Regions from separate parts of the Homo sapiens genome. Here region 2 is linked to region 1. Evidence: read pairs that join two places in POLR2A ChIA-PET (ENCODE). Cell type or tissue: OCI-LY7. All regions are shown on one strand. Each heading gives the region's core, and the rest is flanking DNA. Links, peaks and the distances in the headings are about the cores only. Region 1 has its middle 19 kb from the start of BMP2K-DT. Region 2 overlaps MRPL1 (mitochondrial ribosomal protein L1).

The links. Peaks named below come from ENCODE experiments on the same cell type or tissue, not always from the same donor. Only the 100,000 strongest peaks of a DNase experiment are listed, where the experiment ranks them.
Region 2: POLR2A ChIA-PET joins it to region 1 with 9 read pairs; 2 of 35 experiments call an interaction of 5 or more read pairs at or near these places.

Annotation. Positions count from the first base shown.
Region 1 is chr4:78,753,839-78,759,233 of GRCh38, reverse strand. No RefSeq gene overlaps it. Among named protein-coding and RNA genes, the nearest start is that of BMP2K-DT, 19 kb to the left of the region's middle. In OCI-LY7, for the core only: no CTCF peak of the experiment used is centred there; no DNase peak of the experiment used is centred there.
Region 2 is chr4:77,909,683-77,915,077 of GRCh38, reverse strand. All of the region lies in intron 7 of MRPL1 (mitochondrial ribosomal protein L1), which reads right to left. Among named protein-coding and RNA genes, the nearest start is that of MRPL1, 50 kb to the right of the region's middle. In OCI-LY7, for the core only: no CTCF peak of the experiment used is centred there; a DNase peak (open chromatin) is centred at 2,777; H3K27ac peaks cover 781 bases.

The sequences.
Region 1 (5,395 bases), core at 254-5,253:
GTTTTAGGTCTAATGTTTAAGTCTTTAATCAATCTTGAATTAATTTTTGTATAAGGTGTAAGGAAGGGATCCAGTTTCAGCTTTCTACATATGGCTAGCCAGTTTTCCCAGTACCATTTATTAAATAGGGAATCCTTTCCGCATTTCTTGTTTTTGTCAGGTTTGTCAAAGATCAGATAGTTGTAGATATGTGGCATTATTTCTGAGGGCTCTGTTCTGTTCCATTGGTCTATATCTCTGTTTTGGTACCAGTACCATGCTGTTTTGGTTACTGTGGCCTTGTAGTATAGTTTGAAGTCAGGTAGCGTGATGCCTCCAGCTTTGTTCTTTTGGCTTAGGATTGACTTGGCGATGCGGGCTCTTTTTTGGTTCCATATGAACTTTGAAGTGTTTTTTTCCAATTCTGTGAAGAATGTCATTGGTAGCTTGATGGGGATGGCATTGAATCTATAAATTACCTTGGGCAGTATGGCCATTTTCACGATATTGATTCTTCCTACCCATGAGCATGGAATGTTCTTCCATTTGTTTGTATCCTCTTTTATTTCATTGAGCAGTGGTTTGTAGTTCTCCTTGAAGAGGTCCTTCAGGTCCCTTGTAAGTTGGATTCCTAGCTATTTTATTCTCTTTGGAGCAATTGTGAATGGGAGTTCATGTTCAACTTTAATAAATTTAAATGTAAATACTCCCATATAGTTACCAGTTCTACCCATTGGACAACACAGATCTAGATATTGTTCTTTCAGAAGGTTCAGTAATAACTATCTAGTTATTTAACATTTGTAAGGAATAAAATATATTACAGGAGCTTCTATATCTAGGAAGACAAAGCAGAGGTGCTTTTTTCTATTGCTGTTTCCTTATTTTCCCCTGAACATTATATATAAAACAAACATAAGAAGACTCTGAAAGGTGGAGAGAGGGCAGACCTGCTAGGGACCTTTGGACCCATGGAACAACATAGCAGTGAGTTTACTGGATTTTAGTTTTTGTTTTTTTTTTCTCCTTATATATTCTAGACTTAAAGCTGAAGAAGCAAGCAACCTAGGATGACAATGGCCAAGACCAAAAAAGCTTACTTTCTCTAGCCAAAGGACCAGGAAATAGGTACCCTCGTAAGGCAAAAATTTTTGACACTGATTGCTGTACTTCAGTCAAACTGTGACCCCCATCCCCACCCATATCAGTAAAAGCTTAAGTGGGGACCCTGGACTTCCATTTTTGTAAGGTTATAAGGATACAGTCAGATTTTCCAAGGACCTATAGAAGTTCCAATAGAAACCAGGTCTTTCATCCCCACTTTTCTGTAAGGAGTGCTCTATCCCCGTTTAGTATCAATGGGGACCACATGTGGGGCCTGGATTTCCATCCTCTCCTTGCAGTAACAAGACATCCCTTCCCATCCCCACTGAGGTCATATCTGAGAAAGTCTAGTGGAAAGTCAGGCCTTTTATGACCACTCAGCAGTAATGAGGCCACCCACCTGTGATGCCAGTGGAGACCATGTGGGGAGATGGGACTTCTACTCCACCAGCATTCATGAGGAGCCTGCCCCCATCAGAGGACAATGGAAACAAAGTAGGAAATGTTGACTTCTACCCCTGCCTGGCTGTAAGGAGGTGGTGCCCACACTTCTCCTGCCAGGGTGGTATCAGATAAAGCCAGTTAGAAGATAAAATTAAAATAAGATCCAGAATCTCGTAATGCAAAAATATTCAGGTTTTCTTCAAAAATTCCTACTCATATAAAGGAGGAATATTTCAGACTGATATTTTTATTTCAGGTATTCCATAATAAATGAGCCTCAATTGAATAAATGAATCTCAAACTCAAATGAAAAAAAAGGCAATCAATAGATGTCAATGCTGAGATAACAGAGATGTTAGAATAACCTAACAGAGATTTCAAAGCAGCCGTGATTTTTTAAAAATAAAAGCTTCAATGAGCAATTATAACACACTTGAAACAAATGTAAAAATAGAAAACCTCAGAAATTAAATAGAAGACACCAAGAAGAACCAATTGGTTAATTTAGAAAATTGTGGGAGAAATACAATAACCAAAATAAAAAACTCAGTAGATGGGCTCAACAGTAGAATGTAGAGGACAGAGGAAATAATCAGTGAACTGAAAGAAAATATTTGCAAACCACATACTCAACAAGGAACTAGCATCTGGAATATATAAAGAACTTACAAAATTCAATAGTAAAAAAACTGACAGTCCAATTGCAAAATGGCCGAAATATATGAACAGACATTTCACCAGAAGGGCATAAGAAAGCAAATGAAAAGATGTTCAGTATCATTAACCATCACAAAAAGATGCATTTAAACCACAATGCAATAGTAATACACACTTATCAGAAGAAAAAAAGTGACAACACCAAAAGCTGGCAAGAATGCAGAAAGTGAATTATTTGTACATTCCTGGTGGGAATGTATAACCACTCTGCAAAACAGTTTGACAGTGTCTTTAGAAACTAAATGTGCAATTACCATACAACCCAGCAATTGTAACCCTGAGCACTCATCCCAAAGAAAGGAAGTCTAAGCTCACAGAAAAAAACTGTGCATGAATATTTATTTATAGTAGCTTTATTCATAATGGCCAAAAACAAAAACAACCAGATGTCCTTTAACAGGTGAAGGTTAAACAAATTATAGCAGATCCATACTATTGGACACTATTTAATAAAAAGGAAGAAAGTAGTGATACACTCCACAACTTATATGAATCTCCAGAGAATTATTCTGAGTGAAAAAGCCAATCCCAAAAGGTTACATGCTGTACGGTTTCATTTATATAACATTTTTTGCGATGACGAAACTATAGAAATGGAGAACATACTAGTGGTTCCCAGGAATTAAGGAGGTATTGGGGGAAAGAGGGAAATAGGTTAGCTGCAAAAGGGCAACATGAGAGATCCTTGTGGTTTCAGAAATATGCTATATGTTCACTTATGTCAGTGTGGATTCTCTGGCAGTAATACTGTACAATAATTTTGCAATATCTTATTGTTGGAGGGGTTCCCTCTGTATTGTTTCTTTTTTTCTATTTCTTTCTTTCTTTTTTTTTTTTTTTTTTGAGACAGGGTCTCACTCTTTTGCCCAGGCTAGAGTGCAGTGGTGTCATCATGGCTTACTGCAGCCTTGAACTCCAGGACCCAAGTGATCCATGTCCAGCTAATCTTTTACTTTTTTGCAAGGACAGGGTCTCTCTATGTTGCCCAGGCTTGTTTCAAATTCCTGAGCTAAAGCTATCCTCCTGCCTCAGCCTCCCAAAGTAGAGGAATTGCAGGTGTGAACCACTGCAATCAGCCTCTGTATTATTTCTTACAACTGCATGTGAATCAGAATTATCTCAAAATTAAAAGTTTAATTAAAAGTAAATAAACAAATACGTCTCATGAGCCAGTCCACGTTAAGCATTAGAATTATTCAAGTTTAGGATTTTGGTTTATTTTTTAATGTAATAAAGTAGGACTTTTAAAAATCCTTTCACTTCTAGCTGCCAATTAAAAACAGATTCAACTTAGTTGTATTTATCTGTAATTTGTCAAGCAGAGCACAGAACCATGATATTAGATTGTTTCTCTCCCACTGGTACCCATTTTCACTTTTGGATTTACTCGTGGTTTTGATTGTTAGAGGTTTCTACTTCACTTATCATCCAAATTTTGTTTTAATAAACAATTGGCAGTCTAAATAGAAAAAATCACTAGTTTCTTCATAAGAGTTGCTCAGTAAAACAAGTCTTATCATACTACTTATTCCTTTATTCAACAAAGATTTATTGAGTGCCAATTATGTGCCATGCACTATTGGGAAAACAGTAGAAAACAAGACAAATCTCCCTATCTTCATGGAGTGTATACATTCTAGAAGGAAGATATATACTGATAATTAAAATATAGAGAATGTCAGATGGAGATAAGTGCTACAGGAAAAAAACTGCAGCAAAAAGGACTGTGGAATGAAGGCGGTCAGGTACATTATTAGTGTGATCAAGAAGACGATTGTCTTACTTCTAATGATGAACAATCATACTGTAGCAGAATTAAATATAAATTTTCCAAAGAAGATTATAATTCACAGTAAAAGAGAATGAGTATAGAACAGGAATTTGCAAGTTTTCCTTCACTGTGATGCATGTGACTGATGACATTCATATGTGTCACACACTTCCATAGGTAAACCAGTGAGACTTCTTGTGTGCTATGTGTAATTGCTGGTATCTGGCTGTAATCCTCCTTATTTTCTCTCAGAAAGATCAGCTCAAAAAAATCGATGAGTGAGAATGTATGTTATTACAGTAGTCTTAAATTTGAATGTTTAAATCACATGTTTAAAAAATGTACTCTATTGCTTTCAGTAAACAACTGATTTTAACACATCTGCATATTGAATCATGGACAGTGAGAGTAATAGTAATTGTAGGTGTATAGCAATATCCCTTTTCACAGATATTCCTAGGGAATATGCAATTATAACATGGATCTTACAAGCAGGGAAAGATGAGATGCAAGGCAAAAACTGTAAAAGTCAATTTTAGAAAAGCTTCAAATCAGCACTGTTGATGAATACTTCAACAGGAGCTGAAATTTTGGCATTAAAGTAAGTGAATACTCAGTGGACTGGATGACTGAATTTCTCTACCTGAGTGAGCAAATTTTCCTGGCTTAAAAGTAAAATAAATCAATTGTTATTATATTGCTATTTAGTATTACTATTCACTGGTTCAAAAACATTGCAGGTGAGAAAATATCAAGCCATGAATTGCATCCAACCAAACAAAGCCCAAGGTAACATACTTCTCATCATAGGAATTATTTTCTTTTCAATGTAATGAACATCTCTAAAATGTCCACTATGGGCTAGGCACTGTGTTATGTACTTGAGGCCAAAAGAAAATTAAGATCGTTGTTTATTGATTTAAAATAGATCTCATTTTTATGGATTAATAAACAGTCCAACAGCGTTGGCCTTGATGTCTTCTACACAGTAGATCTAAAAAATATTTGATGAATGATAATGTCAAATAGGTCATTTCCATTTGAGGGCATGAGTGAAGTATGGGACAGGGGTTAAGTGAAGAGTCCCTTGGCCCCATACTTAGTGCTGGTCATCTCCAGCAATCCTAATTCCTCTGTGAAGTGGTCCTCAAACTACGGGATTCTACCCTTTCTAGTTTCACAAAAATAGGTGCTTAGCTTAATATATTATTGCTGGACAAATGAAGAAATGAGTCTAGCTTCCTGGCTAGAGGGTAATCCTGTAACCCACATCAAAATCTGCCTGATCTGTTTTAGGGTCTCCTGAAATGGCTGTAAACCCCCCGCCCCTGCCACACTGCAATGGGAGTTCTGTATTCAGGTTTGTGGCCCTCTATGGTG
Region 2 (5,395 bases), core at 271-5,270, 840 kb after region 1:
TTTCACTCTCCCAAAAAACATCTTTCTAGATCAGAAGTCAGCAAATCAAGAGCCAGATAGTGAATTATTTAGGCTTTGCAGGCCATATCCAGTCTCTGTAGCTATCCTTTATTTTTTACAACCTTTAAAACTGTAAAGACCATTGTTAGCTCACAGGCTATACAAAAACAGGCCACAGCCACAACCAGATTTGGCCCCTGGTTGTCATTTATTGACCCCTGTTCTAGATATCTTCCTTTTATCCAAAATAAGGACGCTTAATAGGCATGTGATACCGTCATACCGTCAGTGCCCTTTTATCTGCTGCACTCATTCTATATCAATTTGTCATAACATATTGGCTACAGACACACACACACACACACACAAATACCACATCTTCAATATTTTCAACTGCATAATAAGAATAATTTCACTCAAGGAAACCTCATTAAATTGCTGTAAAATCATTTCTAAATTTTTAACTATAAGATAATTCTAATAATAAAATTTACGAAACAATTATTTTGCATAATACAATGGTACAGTTTTTTACTACTTTGTAAAACTAAAACCTTGTTTTACTTTTCTAAAACTTGACATACTGCACGTTTTTAATTAATGTTATAGAGGCATACTTTGCATATATTATTTACCATTTTCTGATGTAAAATTCAATGTTTCTTAGTAGGTTGATCGAGTTGTGCAACCATCACCATAAATCAGTTTGAAAACATTATCACCCCAATATGACCATGCACACTTAGCATTAATACCTGTTTCCTCCCACCCCTCCTATGCAACTACTAATCTACTTTTTGTCTTTATACTTTTGCTTTTTCTGAATATTGCATATAAATGGTATCATACAGCAAGTAGTTTCTGTGTCTGGCTTCTTTCCCTGAGCATAATATTCTTGAGGTTTATCCATGTTGTACCATGTATCCTTAGTTTATTCTTTTTTATTGCTACATAGTATTCCATTGGATATCCTCCACATTCTTAATGCCTACAATTCACTAAGCTTTGACTTATGTATACACACATGCAACAATCACCAGTCAGAATAACATAACAATCACTTCCAAAATTTACTGTGTGCCTTTGTAATTCTTCCTTCCTGCCCCTCTTCACCCACCTCTGACCCCAAGGCAACCACTGGTCTGCTTTCTGTCATCATACATTAGTTTGCATTTGCCAGAATTTTATACAAAAAGAATCATACAGGATGTGCTCCCTTTTTTCTAACTTCTTTCACTCAGCAAAATTATTTTGAAATCCATCAGTATGGTAGAATGTATCAACTTTATTTCTTTTTATTACTGAAGAATTTTTTTTATATTCACCTGCAGTGAACATTTGGAAATTTTCCAGTTTGGGGCTATCACAGATAAATCTGATATGAACCCTTGCTTACAGGTCTTTGTATGGACACATGTTTTCATTTCTCCTAAGTATCTAAAAGTGGAATAGCAGGATCATATAGTAGGCGGATGTGCAACTTTAAGAAACTGCCAAATTGTTTGCCAAAGAGGTTGCATCATTTAACATACCCACAAACGCTGTAAGAGTGCTCAAGTCCCACCGCATCCTTACAGCAGTTGGTATGGCCAGTCTTTTTAACTTTATTCATTCCAAATAGATGTGTGTTATCCCATTGTGGTTTTCATTTACATTTCCTAAAGATTAAAGATGCTGAGCATCTTTCCATGTGTTTGTCATCTATATATCTCCATAGTGAGGTGTGTTCATGTTTTCTGATTTTTAAAATTGGGTAGTTTTATTATTGAGTTTTTGACAGTTCTTTATATATTTTGAATTTATCAGATACATGATTTTCAAATATTTTTCCCAGTCTGTAATTTGTCTTTTCTTTCTCTTAACAGTGTCTTTTAAAGAGTAGAAGCTTTTAATTTTTATAGGGTGATTTATCAATTTCTTCTTTTATGGATCATGCTTTTCATGTCTTATCTAAGAAACATCCCCTAACCCAACTTTTTCTTCTCAAAGTTTTATAATTTTAGGCTTTACATTTAGGTCTTTGATTCATTTTTACTTAATTATTATATATGTCTTGAAGTATTGGTTGAATTTCATTTTATGACATATAGACATCCAACTGTTCCAGTACTGTTTGTTGAAAGAACTATCCTTTCTCCAGAAAAAATGCCATTGTACCTTGTGGAAAATCAGTTGTCCATATATGCATGTTTTGTCTTTCTTTCTGGACTCTCTATTCTATTCCATTAACTGTTTTCTTTTGATGTCAATACCACATTGTCTTAATTACTGCAGCTTTATAAATCTTGAAATCAGGTAGACTTCCAACTTTGTTCTTTTTCAAAAAAGTTGTCTTAGCTATTCTAGATACTTTGCATTTTTCTATGAATTTTAGAATCAGCTAGTCAGTTTCTACAAAACTGTTGACTGGTACTTTGAGAATGCTATGAATCTATAGATTACCTTGGGGAAAATTGATATTTTTAACAATATTGAGTCTACTGATCCATAAACAAGGTATATAGTCACCATTTATTTAGATTTTTTATTTTTCTTAACCATGTTTTAAAGTTTTCGGTGTATGGATCTTCCACATCTTTGTCAGATTTACCCCTAAGTATTTAATATATTTGCTATTACTACAAATGGCATTTGTTGCTTTTTCATTTCAATTTCTAATTGTTCCTTGCTGTTATACAGAAACATTTTTGTACATTGAGCTTCTACCTTCAACCTTAGTTAACTCACTTCGTTGTTCTAGTAGCTAGAACATGTAATCTGTGAATAATGACAGTTTCACTTCTTCCTTTCTAATCTAGTTGACTTTTTATTTCTGTTTCTTGCCTGATTGCGCTAACTAGAAGCCCCAGATCAATGTTGAAAAGAAGCAGTGGTGAGACGGATGTCCTTGTCTTGTTCCTGATCTTAGGAGAAATGCAACATTCAGTGTTTCACCACTAAATATGATGTCAGCTTTGACTTTTCTTAGACACTCTTTTCAGGTTAAGGACATGGACTTCTATTCCTAGTTTGCTGAGACTTTTTAATCAGAAACAGATGTTGGATTCTGTCAGATGCTTTCTCTGCATCCACTGCAATGCTCATATGGCTTTTGTTTTTTACTTTCTTAATATGGTGAACTGTAATGATTAATTGTTGAATGTTAAACTAACCTTGCATTCCTAGAATAAACCCTACTTGAGCATGATATGTTACCCTTTTTATATATTGCTGGATTCTATTTGCTAAAATTTAGTTTGCAATTGTTACATCTATGTTCACGAATGATACTGCATTGTGGTTTTCTTTGTCTGGTTTTGGTATCAAATAATGCTGACTGTTTTAGGTAGGAGGATAAATTAGGTCCCTGTTACTCCCCCTTATCCAGAAGTACTCTGCTAAATGGTTATTATGTTATTATCTCATCTATTCCTTCCTAGCTTAGAAGGTACATATTATTACCATGATTTTATATACAGGAGAAATGGGAAATGGGGAAAAATTGAGGCTCAGAGAGCAAGGGGGTACAGCTCTTTCTAGCTGGAACAAGGGTTTGAATCAAGACAACAGGAATCTAAAACCCACTCTCAACATCCTTCTATACTGCAATACTAAGTGTTCAAAAAAAAACTCTTTAAACACATAATTTCTTTTTCATTAAGAAATTATATCTCCTCTGATCTACTACTTAGTGATCTACTACTTAGTGATTAAGACCTATGTCTTAATCACTATGGTATTTGTTGAAAGAAATGAATGCGATGTCATGGTTTCTTATATTCTGAGTCAGGATCTACATAAACTATTAACTACTAAATATACTGAAAACATTACTTAAGACAGATTTAATCCAGCTAAAAAGAGCCTTATAAGGATATTCCACAGTCCCAAAAGGCCAACCAAAACAATAACAATAGATGTTACCATTTTAAAATTTTATGTAATCTTCAAAACCACATAGTGAAAGAAGTACTATTATACACATTTTATAGATGAGGAAATTTGAGACACAACAACATTAAGAAACTTCCTTAAAATCTGCCATCTCTGAAGTAGCTGAAAAGGTAGGTATTCAAACTCAAGTCTCTACAACTTCAGAATAGACTCTTAAAATTTGTATTTTATGTTTCATTTGTTTGGTTTTTCAATTACAATGTTGTCAACCCTAAGAAACAAGAAGTACTGTCAAAGGCCTTTTGGGGAACAAGGAAATTCCAACATTAGACTGGAGCAGAGCTCAGTGCCAAATAAATTGGAGCTGAGCTTTGATGATAATGATGGCAAGCTGGGGTTTCCCCAACTAGATTAAACCTGCTTTGCTCCATTTCTAAAGCAAGTTTTTTTGTTTTTTGACCATAAAACTAGCTGAGAAGCCTAGCATGGTGGCATACATCTGTAGTCCCATCTACCCAGAAGGCTAAGGGAGGATTATTTCAGCATAGGAGTTTGAGGCCAGCCTGGGCAACATAGCACCCAGCTTTTTCTTTACTTTCTGGTTTGGTTTGTTTTCTTTGAGACAGGGTCTCACTCTGCAACCTTGGTGATCCCAGGGATCGCCTCAGCCTCCCAAGTAGCTAGACTACAGGTGCATGCCACCACACTCAACTAATTTTTTTGTATTTTTTATAGAGATGGGGTTTCACCACGTTGCCTAGGCTGTGTCACTCAGCTTTTTCTATATTTCTGATGACCTGCAGTGGGCACAGCTCAATGAGCTTGGACTACTAGCTATAATGCAGAATTCCCCTTAAGAGTAAGATGGGAAGGCAAAGAGAAAGAATAATAGCTATTCAAATAATTCCAGTCATGAGGCAAGATGGTATAGGGATAAAGAGCCTGGACTTGAGGAAACTGCCAAAGTTCAAATGCTTATTCTGCCTCATAGTAGCTGTGAGACCTTGGAAAAGTTACTTAACTTCTCTGGGCTTGCATGCCTTCATCTATAAGACAGGGGTGATCATTTTACCTCTCATATGGCTAACAATTAAAAGACAGAATATACAAAAATTGTTTAGAATAGCAACTGACACTTGGTAGGTCCTGTTTAAATTTTGCTATCAATTTATCAATTACTGTTATTCCTATAGTAAATGAACAAGAAAAAAATTACATATGTTGGATAGGCACTTTAGAGATTCTTTAGTATAAATAACTTTAATGTTTGTAATGACAATATATTTTAAAACACAGTCCTAGAAATGTGGCATATCTACATTAGTATCCTAAAAATGGCTTTGGAAACTGATTTCCAGCATCTTCTAAAAGCAGGCAAACAATTTTAAAAACACTAGCAGAGAAAATTGGACATAATTCATTAAAATAAAGCAAATTACTCAATTCCACTAAAGTAGTATTGAACACCTACTATGTGCTCAGCATTATGCAATCTTGATTAGGGGGACATACAAAATCTAAA